Linked DNA regions of Mus musculus: regions 2 and 3 are each linked to region 1. Evidence: chromatin loops called from intact Hi-C (ENCODE). Cell type or tissue: left cerebral cortex. All regions are shown on one strand.

Region 1 (5,000 bases):
AAATGCTTAACTTCACCTTTAATCCCAGCACTGGGGAGGCAGAGACAGGAGGATCTCTGAGTTCAAGGTCAGCCTGGTCAACAGAGTTTGCTCCAGGACAACCAGGGCCACTGGGAAACCTTTTACTTTGTACCAAAAATACAGAGAGAGAGAGAGAGAGAGAGAGAGAGAGAGAGAGAGAGAGAGAGAGAGAGAGAGAGAAATGCTTAACTTTTTAAAGTTGTGCCACAATTTTTATTCTTTTCAGACTTCTATTAGGTTGCTTATCTCAACAATTTATACGATAAATAATTTAAGCCAGGCATGATGGTGCACCCTTTAATCTCGGCAGTCTGGAGGCAGAGGCAACGAGGCCAGCCTGGTGTAGTGAGTCCCAGGCCAACTGGGGCTGCCTTGTGAGACCCTGTCTCAAATAATTTAGAAATTAAATTATTAAGAAATAAGCCCTAAAATGATTTTGCTGCCAAGGTTTTGTTACACCACTGACGGCATAAGTCAGGAGAGTATAGTCTGTGGCTCTGGGCTCTTGCAGGCCTAAAGAGCAGCCTGTTCTCCATGTAGCCAGAAAGGTCCGCCCCAAACTCACCACTTCCCTGCAGTGTCTCCTGTCCCATTGTGGGGGCGCTGCTCAAGGTTCATTCGGACCCTCTTTGAGTTTTCATGTTTGGGTTTCCTAAGTGAGAGGAAGCAACTGAAAGAAAGGGAGCAGATGGCTGGAAGAGCCACCCTGAGAGTGGGGCACTGCGGCTGGAGGTGGGCCATCAGTCCGATCCCAGGACCCTTCAAAGTCACAAGTAGCTAGGAATGAATCAAAGAGAGCTAAGAGTAGGATTCACTGGGTGTTAGAGACCTTTAACTGCTTCCTCTCAGCCTAGGCTCCCAGCCTAGGATTTTTAGATTAGCAGAGAGGAAGGCCAGCTTGGAGTGGGGGGGTGGGGGGGGGGAAGTGGAGGGGAGCCATGCCTCCCCTCCTGTGCACATGGAAGAGGCACATCTCAAGATGGAAGAAGCCCTTGTTGAGATACGTGTGGCTGATTCATCTGGTAGCATGGTCCGCCAGCCTGGGAAGAGGAAAGCCACATTTCCTTAAGTTACTGGAACTGGGATTGCCTGTCTCTTCTCCCCCCAACCGTCCTTTCCCCCAGAGGCAGTTGAAACTGCGTTGCCTTCAAGACTGTAGTGAGCCTGAAGATTTGGGGTTTCATAAGGTTACTGCACTACTGATACAATTGCATGCAGATTTTTAAAGCCTTCCAGAGACAGATGTTTGGGCTGATTAAGAATTGAGGAGGAAGCTTGCAGCTGCACCAAGGAATAATGTATTGGACAAATATTTTAATAAAAAATATGAAGAGATCAGCCCGACCTTCCAAGGTCTTCTGCTTAAAAAAAAAAAAATCTTTATCAACCCCCTATTCTATGGGCTTCAATAAACAGAACCCATTACCTCACGGAATCTTTTGTTGGCCCCATACAAGAGAGAACAAAATGGTTATTCAGGGGAACGCTTTGGATTTTATTGTGAGTAGCCTGCACAAAGAACCGTGTTATTGTATTTAAAAGAACCATCTGTAGCAGAAACAATGGCATCAAATTATCTTTGAATACCCACTGAAAAACATAAAGCTTGTTTTTTTTTTTTTATTCTTCTGTACGGTGGGGGATAGAGCAGTGTTAGGATAACTGACTTTTTTGTTGTTCTCTGGGTGCATTCTTCCCGCTCCCCCTCTCTCTCCCCCTCACCCTCTCTCTCTCCTCTCTCTCTCTCCCTCTCCCTCTCTCTCTCTCTTTTAAAAAATCAGCCATTTGGGGTTTTAAGCCATAAACGATTTTTCTTGTTGCAGGGGATTGCAGAGGCAAAGCTAGACTAGGTCTTGGAGGCTGGTGTAAGGTGGTGCGCGGAAGGCAGGACGCTGATGGGAGAGACTGGTCGAAGAAAAGCCTAAATGGATTCTCCGTGCTTTGGATGGAGAAAGAGGGGGGAAGTGCGAGCTCCTTCAACTCGTTCTGTCCGGTGAGGAGTGATCCAGCTTGGGCTGACGAGAGGCTCCGGAGCCTTCACGTTCAGTGCTTTTTACCTGCCAATCAAACTGCTACAAGACAACACCCTGATCTGGCATGGTCGCGTAAGTAGCTTGCAACCCAACTTTGACATTCAAGGCTAGCTACCTCTCCCCACCCCCCAACACACTCACTCACTTTCTTCTCCTCTCATTCTGCCTCTTTGTGTGTGTGTGTGTGTGTGTGTGTGTGTGTGTGTGTGTCTGTGTGACCTTTAAGAGAGCTGGATACCCACCCTGTGTAGCAGTTATTTAACACAGGCCGATTTAAGTCAGAAGGTGTTAAGTTTGGGAATTAAATGCTAATTAAGATCTCTTTAACAAATGCAGAATTGAAGTGACATTTTATTCTCTTTGGGGCAGATAGTTTTGAGGTCTGAACGTAATCAAGGTGCTGTATGTATGTATGAAAGGGGTGTGTGTGTTTCTTTTTAAGCAAAAACTAAACGTCTGTGAGTCCCTATAGGTAAATCCAATAATGAAAATTTTCGGGTTTCCATCTTAAAACTGTTAAATTCTAGTATTGCTCTCCTACTAAGATCCTTGTGCAGACCGCAGTGACTTAGATGCTGAAGGGCTCACTTCGATCCCTGTTGGGACTGGGGGAGTGGGGGTGTGCTGTAATTGGGGTGAAAGAGAGCTTGAATTTAAAAAAGTGAGACAGGGGACATGACTAACCCTCATTCTTTATGCAACTGGAATAGAGGGAGATAGAAACGCAAGGGGGCAGGATCATCAAGAAATATTACCTGAGAGGGAATACAGAGGCTGACGAGGCTGGGATCTGGGAGGGCTGAGAAAAGCTGGCTAGGGCGCTGGGCTACTCTCTGGCGCCCTCTAATGACAAATCGGACGACATTACCTTCGCCATCCCACGCTCAGCAAAGGTTTTTTTTTTTTTTTTGTAGCTGCTGAAGCTGTGGTTTTTGTTGCGCTTGTTTGGTTGGTTGGTTGGTTGATTTGGTTTGTTTTTGCTTTGCTTTGCTTTGCTCTGCACTTAGTAGAAAAGATAGGTATTTTTCCGTCCAGAAACTTAGTACAGGTGATTTTTGGCGCGCGTATTGCCTCCAAGCTGAGGATGGCTGGCTGTTTGATTCGTGGAGCGAGGCCCTGTGGGGATGAGCAGTGTGGGGGGAGGGGGGCTTCTCAGCCTGAGAAGTGTGGTTGGGAAGGCCAGTCTGAGGATCCTGACACCCGCCCATCATCGCAATTCAAGGAGGCTCCTGAGGACCTCTGTCACCTAGGCGTGCAGTGGCCAGGGGCCTCCCTTTCCTTCTTTCTCCTCCTCTTCGTCGTCGTCGTCCTCCTCCTCCTTCTTTTCCCTCTTTTTTTTATTTAAAATTTTGGTAGATAAAGGTTAATCTTGGGCTGAATGATAAAGCTATGATTGACAAGAGAAAAGGTGTTGAGGGCAGGTCGCGCGGTCTTATTTACAGCCCACTGCTTGCTGTAGAGCCTTTGTTAGAACTGCAAAACTAATCTAGTGCTGATCAAAGCACCACGGAGTTAAAGGACGGTAATGACTGCTAATTTCATTCCAGCCTCAGGCAACCCCCGCCGCTGTAATTAAAGACACGCTATTTAAATACAGGTGAAGGGTAGTTGGTTGGTTTTCTTTTTTTTTTAAGTTGGGGTGGGTGTGGGTGGGGTTACAATTTTATTTAGACTTCTTGTACTAACGATGGTTATGTGGCCCAACACCCAGTTTTTCCTATTAGAATTCCTTTTTGTCATTTATACCTGTCTTTGAGGCGCCAACAGAGTAAAATGTGTCCATCACATAACTGCCGCGTTTAAAGAAAGTATGGAAGGAAACAGACCAGTAACTGTTTAGTGAGGGATTTAAATATTTGAGTCTCTTTTTTCCACTTCGAATTAACAGAAGGGCCTTCAACACAGCTAAAATAAAAGTATTAGAAACTTGTGGCAGGGTCAACAGGCCAGCCAGAAGAATAAGCGTCAGCTTTTAAAGTACTTCTAAAGGAACGTATGAACGTATGAAAAATATATTTTTAATTAAATAATTTCCACACACAGTGTAGCTGCGTATTGGCTCAGAAACCTTATAATTTTACAACCCATAGGAGTTTCTTTACAAGAACATCAAAGCTCTACATTTTCATAGTTGGTTAAAACTGATACCCTCTCTTCATACACACACACACACACACACACACACACACACACACCACCCAAAAAGAATTTAGCCTTTAATCTCTTTTTATCCGCAAAGACGAAAGCTCTACGCTCGACCTCGCCAGCGGCTGTCGCGGTCGGGCCGGGAGCAGCTCAGAAGAGAAGCGACTCCGCGGTCTCACGCCAGCGCCCCCTATTGGACGCAGTGGGAGATACACAGCGCCCTCCCGAACCCGCTTCAGCCCTTGCCCTGGGGTTAAAGAAAACTCTTTATTGCCCCCAGAAAAGGAAGTGGGGGTGCGGAAACAAGTTTTTATGCCCCGAAAAGATAACTATACTTCAACAAAAGCCAAAGAGATTACATTCTTTTCCATTTCATTTATTTAAAAAACGGCATTCCTCCTTACACCCCAGTTTCCCCCACCCGCATCCTGGCTTGGTTTGAGGTCTTCTTTTAAAGGCTAAGCGATGGTACTACAGGGAAATAGAAAAAAAAAAATGCTTCTTCCGCTTGTCCGCTTTTCATAAAATAACACTAAAGCGAAGAGAGTGCTTCGCTTAAGCGCCAGCTGCGGTTCAGATACAAGGTTTCCAAATATAAAGTGCTTGGGTGTCTAGTGGATGAAGTAACTCGTTTATATTTGATTATTAATTCCAGAATGTAATTAAAAGTCCTGTCTCTCCTTCAAGTATTTACCTCCCCTCCTCTTCCCTCGCCTCAAACCACTCTTGATCAAACTTTTCCTTCCTGGCAATCGGTTAAATACAGCTATTGTCTACCAAACAGGTGTCTTTTTCTACTTT
Region 2 (5,000 bases), 350 kb before region 1:
TCTATCTATCTATCTATCTATCTATAGGTGTAGCTTATAGACTGTGGTCTAGCTAGTCAAACAATGGCTGTCTCTCTATAGAAAGCCTAAGAATCCAACAGTTGTTCAGTCCAAGAAGCTGAATGTGTCAGCTGGTCTTCAGTATATGCCAGAATCCTGAAGAATTGGGCTCAAATCACAGTAAAAGGAGTCAACTTGGCAGGGAGAATGAGAAAGAACAACCAAAGAGAGAGAGCTTCCTTCTTCCGTGTCCCTTGTATAGGGAGTAATCAAAAGTGATGGCCCAGATTTAGAGTGTGTCTTCCCATCTCAAAAGATATGGATTTAGGGCAAGCGTTCCTACCTGGAATGATCCAATCAAGAAAAATCCTTCATAGGTATACCTAGCAGCTTCAGTTTAGATTAATTCCTGGTGTCAAGTTGATGACCAAAAATAGCCATTTCAGACACAGAATAATAAAAATGACACCAGTGTTTATATTTTAGCAGTGTCTGTGATCATTGGACTGTCTTTGGTAGTCTTAGGTTTGAAGGGTCTTGACTGATTGCTCTTATGTGTTTGCTTAGCGCATATAAGCACAAATAGTGGTCTTTTCGTGTTTGCGTTCTGGGAAGTTCATGGCTTTGTTTCTGCTAAGCAGAATTGTTATGACAGGAGATGATGGGACACATCCTTCATTTGGGCACTTTTTAGATGTTTCAGAATGTTAAAAGGCTCTGGGAAAGCCCCTACTGGTGTGGGCAAAGGTACACTCAGTCTCCCAATTCCCACTTGACCTGCAGGAGCAGGGGGAAATTCAGACATTTAAAACACCTTTGGATGATGTGCCCATAGACTAGAGAGACCATGTGAATGTATTTTGGTTCCTGGAGTAAAAAAAAAAAGAGGAGAAAGCAAAATGAGGTTGGACTAGACCTTGAGAATGAAATTCCGAAGATTTGGACAGTTTGAACTCCAGCCCAGCTCTGAGGGCAGAAACTTGCAGGTGAGCAACCTCACTTTCCCTGGGCTTGAGTCTATCTATCCAGAATGCTGTTAGCTAGTCTTTTCAAGAGAGAAAACCAAACTCAAAGGAAGGAAAGAAAAGGCATACACCCCACAGATACATGTGATAGAATCTGTGATGAAGTTCTTGTTGGATTGAGTCTCTTTTTAAAGCTATTCAATGTAAATCTATTTCTGTCTCTTCACACTCACGTGTGTGCTTATGCTTGTGTGCATCTGTGAGCTGCACACTTTCACTCTGCAGCTGTGTCGAGACCTGCAGAAAGTCATCAGTTACTTAGGGAGTGACTAACCAGTCAACTGTAGAACATAAGTTCAGATCTTCACAGTGATATCTTCCCATTTGAGACTGTTCAAACAGCCTATCAATGGAAGAGAATCTCACATAAGTTGCTTAATTTATGTTAAAAAGTAAACATCACTGCCATTTTTATGATAATTCTTCCTGGCAGAACCAGTCATTCTGCAAATACATTAACTCTTTACATATGCATCTAAAAGGACAGTGTCCTGAGCTCATTTTGAGTCACAACACACATCTTCTGTTTGAGAGCAGAAGCCAACTTCTATAATAAGAAGCCTCCTCTAGCCTGGTGGCTTGCCCTTGTAGAGCAGTCCACATGAGAGGTAGCCCGGAAGCTCATAGTCCATACTTCTGTGTCTAATGAGCTGCGGACTTCATTCAGGTTTGGAGACAGCAGCTAATGACCCAGTCACAGAGAAAGGCCATATTGATACCAGCATTTATAGTGATATTGCCTTTTTGGTGGCAGATTCTCTTCTTAGACCCTTGCTGATTCAGTCTTATTGGACTTAAATAAACCTTTTCCTTCTCCTTCTTTCCTTTATGTGCAGCACAGCCCATGTACTCTAATAGGATTTTTTTTTTTTTTTTTTGGTCAACTTTTGTAATTCCCCAAACTAATCATGGTAAAAGTTTTGCCTTCTAACTGTATACACATAGAGAGCTAGCACCCTCTAGTGTATTAGAAACCCCAGAGATTTTGATCTGACATTTAATAGTCTAATAACAATAAACAGCAATGTGTTACATTGGGCAGGTTGCTAACTTTCCTCACTCATACTGTTATAGGGTATTTAGGCCTAGGTAGATTATTTTTATTAGTTAATAGATATCAGAAATAAGCAAGAGAGTGGCAATCATATCTTCAGTACTAAAACTAAGAGTAGAGAAGCCATTGGCATTTGAACTGTTCATATTTTAAGGCTGCAACCAAGATAGAAATGTGTGGTCTCACAGCCTGCTCTCTAATAGCATTTCCAGGAAATTTCAGTAGCTTACTAACTAACTGTTTATAGGAGGCTGTAACAGTGGAAGTGTCTGAATTCCTCTGCTTTGGGGGACTGTTAATCTTGCGTGTTGCCTAATGAAACTGTAAACGGAAAATTATAGCTTCACTCCAGAGAGTGAGAAGGCTTATTCCAACAGATGGCATCAAAACACCGTCTACACTGTGGCCGCTGATTGTTAATTGTGCCTGTAAAACAATCCTTTTAAACAGAGTAATGCATTTTATCGTCCAGATTACAGCTCTCTGCTTTTGGTTTTCTCAATGTGTGTTAACATTTTCTGTAAGAAAGTGTAAGATTTAGTGATTGCCTAATTATCATATTAAACAACAGAACAACAGCCAACTCAATCATCTTTATGAACTGTGCACTAGGGAGACAGATAACTACCATGCACATATTTAAAGACATGCTGTTTGAGAATGTTTGGGTTCTTACTCAGTTTGTATAAACCAGGAGGAATGGGCCAGGTCTAACCTCATCAAATAAAAACGATATAAACAAAAACACCTTAAGCATATGATAAATGCTAACTATACATGAAATGCAGCTCGTTCTGGGTAGAAATGTATATAATTCACATAGAACTTTTAAATGGAGGGGAGCTGTGTAAGGCACAAAGAAAAGGACTATTCTCTGAAATATTTAGAAATTATAGTTTCAGTGAAATCCGACAAACAAGAGGAGGTGTGGGTTTGCCGGCATTGTGGGGAAAAAGACCATTCCAGAAATATTCTTCCGTGATGTGGGTAGCATCACGAAGATGTAATGTCGTCTATTGGTCCTTCAGCCTATTGATTTGGAACTGGGAGTGTAAGGTTTAAAGATTTAGAAAGAGTACTTAGCGTGTGTCAACAGGAGATAGCACTTGTTTTATGAGTATTATAGCAGACTGTCCTCTCACGGCTGACGCAGTGGGTACTTATGAAATCGATGGCTTCCACATTCCTGTGTCCATGTTCTGTCACGGCCTCTGTGACAGGGAAGTGGGAAGTAAACCCACTTTCTGAGCTGGCCATAGCTCAACCCCAGTTTTGTCTTAAGGGCTCTACATCTGATCTGTAAGTCCCTCCCAGGGAGGGCTCCACTTGGAAGGCTACTCATTAAAGCTTACGAACGATGATGTAGATTCCAGAGGAAAACACCCCAGACTGAGAAATATGTGAAACTACAAAACAGCCTAAGTACTAAAAAAAGACAACTTCACAAGTCTGAGATAAACTTTTGTTCAGAGCACAGTTTCTAAAAGGATTTAGAATTCTGTCAGGCTATCGCTTCTTGATTTTTGAGCCTGTAATAGATCAGAAAAGCAAGCTGCTAGAGGTGCTAACGGTGCCTGATACTGACACCTCACTCTGAAGTAAGAGGAAATCAGAGAAATTTGGTAAGTACAGTGGGAAAGCGGTTAACAATGAGCTGCCCCAGCCTGTGCTATCTCACCTATGACCAGGCTGAACCTGCCAGAGATAAGATTTTTCATATCATGTACCCCCTGGTAAGATGAACCAGAGATAGGGTCTAGCATCTCTAACCTCAATAGAATCATTCGAAAAGACGGGGAAATAAAAGGGAAGTCTACAAAGTAACTGACCAGTAACTGGCCAAGAGTAACGGGGTCATGACAGACAGGGCAGCATAAGATCTGTCACTCATCGAGGAGACTAAGGAGACAGATGAGACCAATTTTAGGGTTCTGTATTAGGTCAAAACAAAGAAAGGCTATGAATAGAAAAACTGGTGACATTTGTGTGAAGTTTGACATTCAGTTAACAGTTTGATACCAAAGCAATTTATTGATTTTTAGTTGCTATATTATGGCTATGTAAATTAGAACTCTAAAAGGAATGGGATGAGGAGTTTATATAAAAACTAAACTTCACACCTTCTAAGTAAGCTACATTGTTTTGGGGTAAATTTTTTAAATTCTATAATCCTATTTTAAATACTATATAAATCTATTATAAATCCTTTTTAAAATTCTATATGTACTGTTTAGGCCTAGTTAATGTACAGAGCATTAGAAAAAAAACCAATGTTACATGCCTGTATTGTATAAAATAATCATTGATAGCATGAGCATAAGGAAAGGTTATTTTCAATATAAAATGTTTGATAGAAGTCAAGGCACATAATACAGACATACTTCTAATATAAAATATTTGGAAACTAAATGATCAAATTTTAGTAACTTTTGATAAATCTATTTGATAAATCTAATGAAAACCCAGATTCATTAATGATGCTATGCAGTGGATCATTATTCTTCCATTAGAACCATTCTGACTGGACCAGTTTCTCAACCCCCTCCTTCAATCCTCTACCAGGTTAGATATCTGTGTTCAGTGTACAAAGAGCACCCTTTGGTTCTGACGCTGTGTAGGCATGGGGATTTGAGTGAGCACTCTGAAACCTTTGTCTGCTTTACAAACAGAAGTGAGATTTGTGCATGTGGAGATCAGTTAGACAGAGCTCTGGACCCAGAACCTTCTAGTGACAGTCCTTTCTTTTTCAAAGAAAGTTCTGAGCAGCAATGTCACCAAAATCTTTGTGGACTGGTTGTGACTGAAACCTGGTGTCTTGACATGTTGAGAGCTGTGGTATCCTACAGTCAGCTTGCCTTTTTGCTCAGCTATCTATTAGCAAATGAGCTTGAGTTTGCTTGAGCACACCATTGCCTCCATTA
Region 3 (5,000 bases), 78 kb before region 1:
TTAATTACATAAGTGTAAAAAAAAAGTGTTTGACTGACCATCCTTGACAAGATCTGGGCCTTTTGTGTGCGAATGTAGTCCATGTTTATAGTAAGCTTAGATTTGGGGCTGATGTTTGAGCTCTTGTCCTTCAGCACATCCTCTGGAACACTGTGTCCTTTACCCTGTAGCATCTGCTGGAGCTTGCCTGCTGAGCTTAGGGTTGGGGGGGCGGGGGGGCGGGGCAGGAGGTCTTGCAACCCTCAAGAAGGTTGAAAAACTGTAGATGAGAACTCGTACCTACTCGAAATAAATTGGCTGTTCTGTGTTCAGAATCTGTGTTGAGGAATAGTTCAGAGAGAACGTCCAGGTCCCAGGGAATGGTGGGTCACAGGAATCTTATTATAGGGCTTATCTGTACACCCATGCTTACTTTTTTTTTTTTTTTCCAAACGCAAAGAACGGCCACTGGCTTGAGACAGGCCCAGTGCTTCCTTTATCCCAGCTCCTTTATGCTCCCCTTTTAAAGAAGCTGTCAAGTTCTCTTTCTGCAGCTGACAGGAAAGGCCAAATCTGGGATGCTGCAAAGCAGCACAAAAAAGAAAGTTTTTTGTGTTGATGTTTTTACCAAGTGAGCTAAGGAGAATTTTAGAATCATGTAATTTACTCCGGAGGCATTTACTGTACATAGCTATAGTGATGGTAATTTCCTTCATTGTTGAAGTGAAAAGATAACCATCAATCAGTTGTCAATTGGTCAATTGCAGAAGTGATGAAAAGAACCCAGTTGGAACAATCACTTCTGTGGCTACCTAGGCCATTGGGAGGCTTGAGAAAAGCGTGGGAACTGGATTGCGTTTTTTAAAGGGATTGGGCCAGATCACCAGAAAGGTTAATGGGCATCGCCACCCGGTTAAGAATGGTTTTACCAGTACACATTTTCAAACTGAAATAGTAAAATTGAAACATGATGTTAAAGGTAAAAAATTGTTCACTGAGCTAGGTAAGAGGTAACCAACCCCCTCCCCAAACCCTGGAAATTACTATTCTCTTAATAGCGAAATAAATAATAACTCATTAATAATAGCAACACAAGTTCATAACAATGGTCTGTGCCATCTTAGCTCTGGTCCTAGGGACCTTGAAACAAGTCACTTTCCAGGTATTTTTCTTAAGGCATGGGAAAAATCAAGTTAATTTTAAATATTGGGCTTAAACAAACATCTTCAAATAATCTTGTTGTTAAAAGCCCGTGGGTGTTCACATACAAGTTAGGATAACGGTAGTTTTTAAAATCAGTAACTTGCTTGAGTGGGAATGGTGCCTCAGGACTTAGTGCTGGGATTCCCTGTCAATTTCTCCTATTTCTAAGAAGAGCAATGTCATAGATTTATTCTGAGAGAGTCCCAAACACGTCTTGTTGGGGGTTTTGTTTGTTTGCTTGCTTGCTTGTTTTGGGTTTAGTTTTGTTTTGTTTTTTGTTTTTTGTTTGTTTTTTCTTTGCTGCTTTGTTTTGTTTTGTTTTTACTGTGGTAGGTAATAAAAAGGGATTACAGGCCCCTAGAAGGACACAGCATCATCAGCGTGCAATCCAGCCCATGGTTTCTTAGATACCGTATTGTCTATTCTGTTCCGCTATGTGAAAAATGTTGAATATCAACAATGGGTTTCAGTGCTGCATTGTTGAGTTTTGTATGAACTAATCTAGCTTCACTAAAAAAAAAAATAAAGAAGAAGAAAAAAAAGAAAAAGAAGGAAAGAAAGAAGAAATAAAGGGAAAGAAAAAAAAACGACAGCTTTGAACAAAAGTCCACAGCCAGTGTGTTCCAAGTCCCTGCTCAGGGCTGACTGTGGCAGGGGACACTCTCCTGCTGGCTCTCTCTGTCCACACTTAGCTGGCTCCTGTCCTCAGGTGCACGGCCACACCCTCGCACCCAACCTTGATCCTCTGATGGGGAAGGTCCCAGGACTTGTCTGCTGGGACAGGCCTCACCCCCAAGAGCTCTGGGCAGTACCGAGAAGGTAAGGGATTGCGCGCGCAGCTTCTCTGCCCGGGTGGGCTGGCCTAGCTCGGAAACTTTGTGGAGAACCATGGATTTTTTAACTTCCACCTGTCTCTGTTCTCCTCTTCCTCCTCCTCCTCTTGCTTCTTCTTCTTCCTCCTCTAGCAAACCTGACAGATTTCTCCAGAACAGTGGCCATCCATGGGATGAGTGAAAGCCTCTTTCTATTCCAGTAAGTAATTGACTTGTAACTAAAAAATTGTCGTGGCTGCTGTGTCAAGTGCAGGGTGAGTGGCTGCTGGCACAGGTGCTGCTTCTCCTTTAGAATGGAAAGAAAGGGGGCTTAACCTGTGATTAAGTTTCAAGTCAATTGACCTCCACATGATAGCACATAATTCTCCCTTGCCTCCCGAAAGGCCCTGCCTGGTTCCTGTTTTGACCCTGGGTCTGACACCTGTGCTTTAATGTCTCCCAGTGCAAAGGCTAGAGTTGCTCTTTTCCTTTATTAAGTAAGTGAGAATATAAAGAGCCCAGGGTGAATCCCAGTGGTATGGACCATAACTATCTGAAAGAGTGCACTGTGACGTTGTTTGTGAGGGGTTGGCTTGGTTTGGTTTGGTGTTTTTTTTTTTGGTTTTTGGTTTTTTTTTTTTTTTTTTTTTTTTTTTTTTTTTTTTTAGTGCACTAACTCTAACTTCATGGAAATTATTCTTGTACAGTTTTAAACTCTGATTTTTATAGACAAATGTCATGAGCTTGCTAGGGTTACACAGGGAATGGCAGGCAAGTAAGGGTGTTAGGAAGTTGACATAAAGTGCTTTGGAGTGCTCAACTCCGATGCACCACACTTCACGAGCTCAACACGCCTCAATCTTTGCTGATTTTTTTTTTTAAGCTGTAAGAGGAAATAGCAACATTGTTTCTCTGAGTTTCTACAAACGGGCTCAAAGTCTATTTAATGTCTGCTGGATGCCCCACTTGAATTTTGGAGTCAGGGGGATACATACTAACCAAAAGCAAAATAAATAGGTGACAGCTAAAATTACTGCTCTCCATTCCTTTTACAAAGACCAGTTGCATGCTATGATTTTCTGTAAGATTCAGGCAGCTCCGGGCTGCTGTGTTTTCCTCTTTTTCTTACCATGGGAATTAAAAGTGCACGCTGATGGTGGCTACTCAGCCTCATTTTGGGGCCAGGCTGGGATGAGCTGTCTGAGCCATTTCTGACCCTCCGCTTGCAGCAGCGAGCCTGAATTCCCCCCTTGCTTGCCCATCACTGTCAGTCAATTATAGGATTGAACTGAACCAGAAAATCTGGTACAGTCTGGTAATTAGTACAAAGGGTTTCCAGTCTAGTGTGAAGACTGAGATGCAGGAGCCCCAGCAGCCCCAGAAATCGTTTTGATTGGACATGGACATTGCTTTTTAGTGCTGCCTGGTGACTTCCTAAAGATAATACCTCCTGCCCTACAGGTCTTCCTTCAAGTACATTATGGGCCTTTTTGAAAGAGTCGTGTGTGTGTGTGTGTGTGTGTGTGTGTGTGTGTGTCTGTGCATGTGTGTGTGTGTTTCTTTTTTTAGAACCCACTTCTCCCATTTTTAGACTGTCATTTTTACCTATCAAACAGACACATTTTGACTTGCCCAACAAAGAACCAAGTTATCAACACTCGCAGAAGCTGACGTTTTTAATTCAGGCTTCATTATGGCTTTGAGTTATGACAGTGAAGTACAAAGACATTTTAAGGGGGTTTTTTCATTATTTTTTTAAATCCAGAATTGGGATGTTTATCTTTCTTTTGTAGTCATGCTTCCCTCTCTATCTTCTTCTTGGTAATATATAATTAGCATTATCAAAACCATCAGCTATCATCCCTTTTGACTTCTGACCTTTATTTTTTTTAATGCGTCTCAAACTAAAATAAGAGAAAAAAAAAAAAGAAACCCTACATAACCGATCTTAATTAATTTGGGATTGTTAAAACAAGGACACATTTTCAAGTGTGAATCTCTTAAAATAAAATAAGAATAGATAAATAACATTTCTTGGTAAAATAACAGTGACAAAATTAATCTCATGAAAAATATTTCAGCTGAAAGTGTGGTTGTACCATGTTTATTTCAGCACACATTTTTAACTTATATTCTAGAGACTTGGGCTTGTTGGCAGTGCTGGGTTAGGATACATTGTGGATGTTTTAGGGTGATATATATATATATATATATATATATATATATGCATAAGCAAGCATGCTCTTTGATTCAGAATCACAATGACCTAATCTTATATCAGATAAAATGAAAGAATTTGGAAACCTCTCAATGTGGCTAATGCCTACCTCCAAAAGATAGATATATGTCTATGTAAGAACAAATTGGAAGATGCTGGGTACAAAATTGCAGGACCAGCAGGGTCCAAACTAAGACAAGCAGAAAACACATGGTTCTTCATTTCCGAGACTCTTGTCTTTAGAACAATCTGCACAGCGATTCCTTCAGACACACGTGTGTCCTGAATCCTCTAGAGGAAGATTAACCCCGGTCTTGCTGGAGCGTTAAGTACGTGTTTTATTCTGTTTACCTTCTTCAGAAAATGGCTGGTACCACGCCTGCTGGGGAGCCTTACATCTCTGACTTTGCTATTGCATTTCAAGAAGGTTAATGTCGCTTTTGTAGCTCTGTCAGAAGTAAAGCATTTTCCCAATAAACATGTAGTGATTCCCAAGGCTGTTTGTGCAACAGCGATTCTGCTGAAATACTTCTGTATTCATTTTTCCATTGTTTATTAATCATAACACAGCGTTATGCTTTGAGAATGAGCATATTTATGTAATTAACACTTTTTGTTTTTAGCTAAACCTTGCTCATTAAAAACTAAGAGCGTCTCAGAAAACAATATAAATAGGCAACTTCTCTGGGATGATATTTACATTGATTTTGAACTTGCTGTTAGGTTTACATGTTCAGCCGTACCCATGAATTCTCTAAAGCACATTTGGGGAATAGTTCCCTTAATTT

Evidence for each region. A loop is a pair of places that touch in the nucleus more often than their neighbours do. Peaks named below come from ENCODE experiments on the same cell type or tissue, not always from the same donor. Only the 100,000 strongest peaks of a DNase experiment are listed, where the experiment ranks them.
Region 2: it touches region 1 in a loop (3-fold over the local background); 2 of 42 quality-filtered maps call a loop at or near these places.
Region 3: a loop joins it to region 1, with 6 times the contacts of the local background. A loop is called at or near these places in 6 of 42 quality-filtered maps.

What each region holds. Positions count from the first base shown.
Region 1 is chr3:34,636,514-34,641,513 of GRCm38, forward strand. Sox2ot (SOX2 overlapping transcript (non-protein coding)) reads left to right here. Exons shown (of 5, transcript NR_015580.2): 3 at 1,845-2,126. Mir1897 (microRNA 1897) reads left to right here and starts at 1,951; the gene lies at 1,951-2,029. In left cerebral cortex, CTCF peaks have their summits at 648, 2,883 (motif pointing left) and 4,409 (motif pointing left); DNase peaks (open chromatin) are centred at 1,998, 2,861, 3,165 and 4,406; H3K4me3 peaks cover 2,927 bases; H3K27ac peaks cover 4,185 bases.
Region 2 is chr3:34,285,611-34,290,610 of GRCm38, forward strand. No RefSeq gene overlaps it. Among named protein-coding and RNA genes, the nearest start is that of Gm52623, 21 kb to the left of the region's middle. In left cerebral cortex, a CTCF peak has its summit at 2,455 (motif pointing right); a DNase peak (open chromatin) is centred at 2,448.
Region 3 is chr3:34,558,569-34,563,568 of GRCm38, forward strand. It overlaps Sox2ot (SOX2 overlapping transcript (non-protein coding)), which reads left to right and starts at 1,813. Exons shown (of 5, transcript NR_015580.2): 1 at 1,813-2,001; 2 at 2,148-2,214. In left cerebral cortex, no CTCF peak of the experiment used is centred here; no DNase peak of the experiment used is centred here; H3K4me3 peaks cover 1,516 bases; H3K27ac peaks cover 340 bases.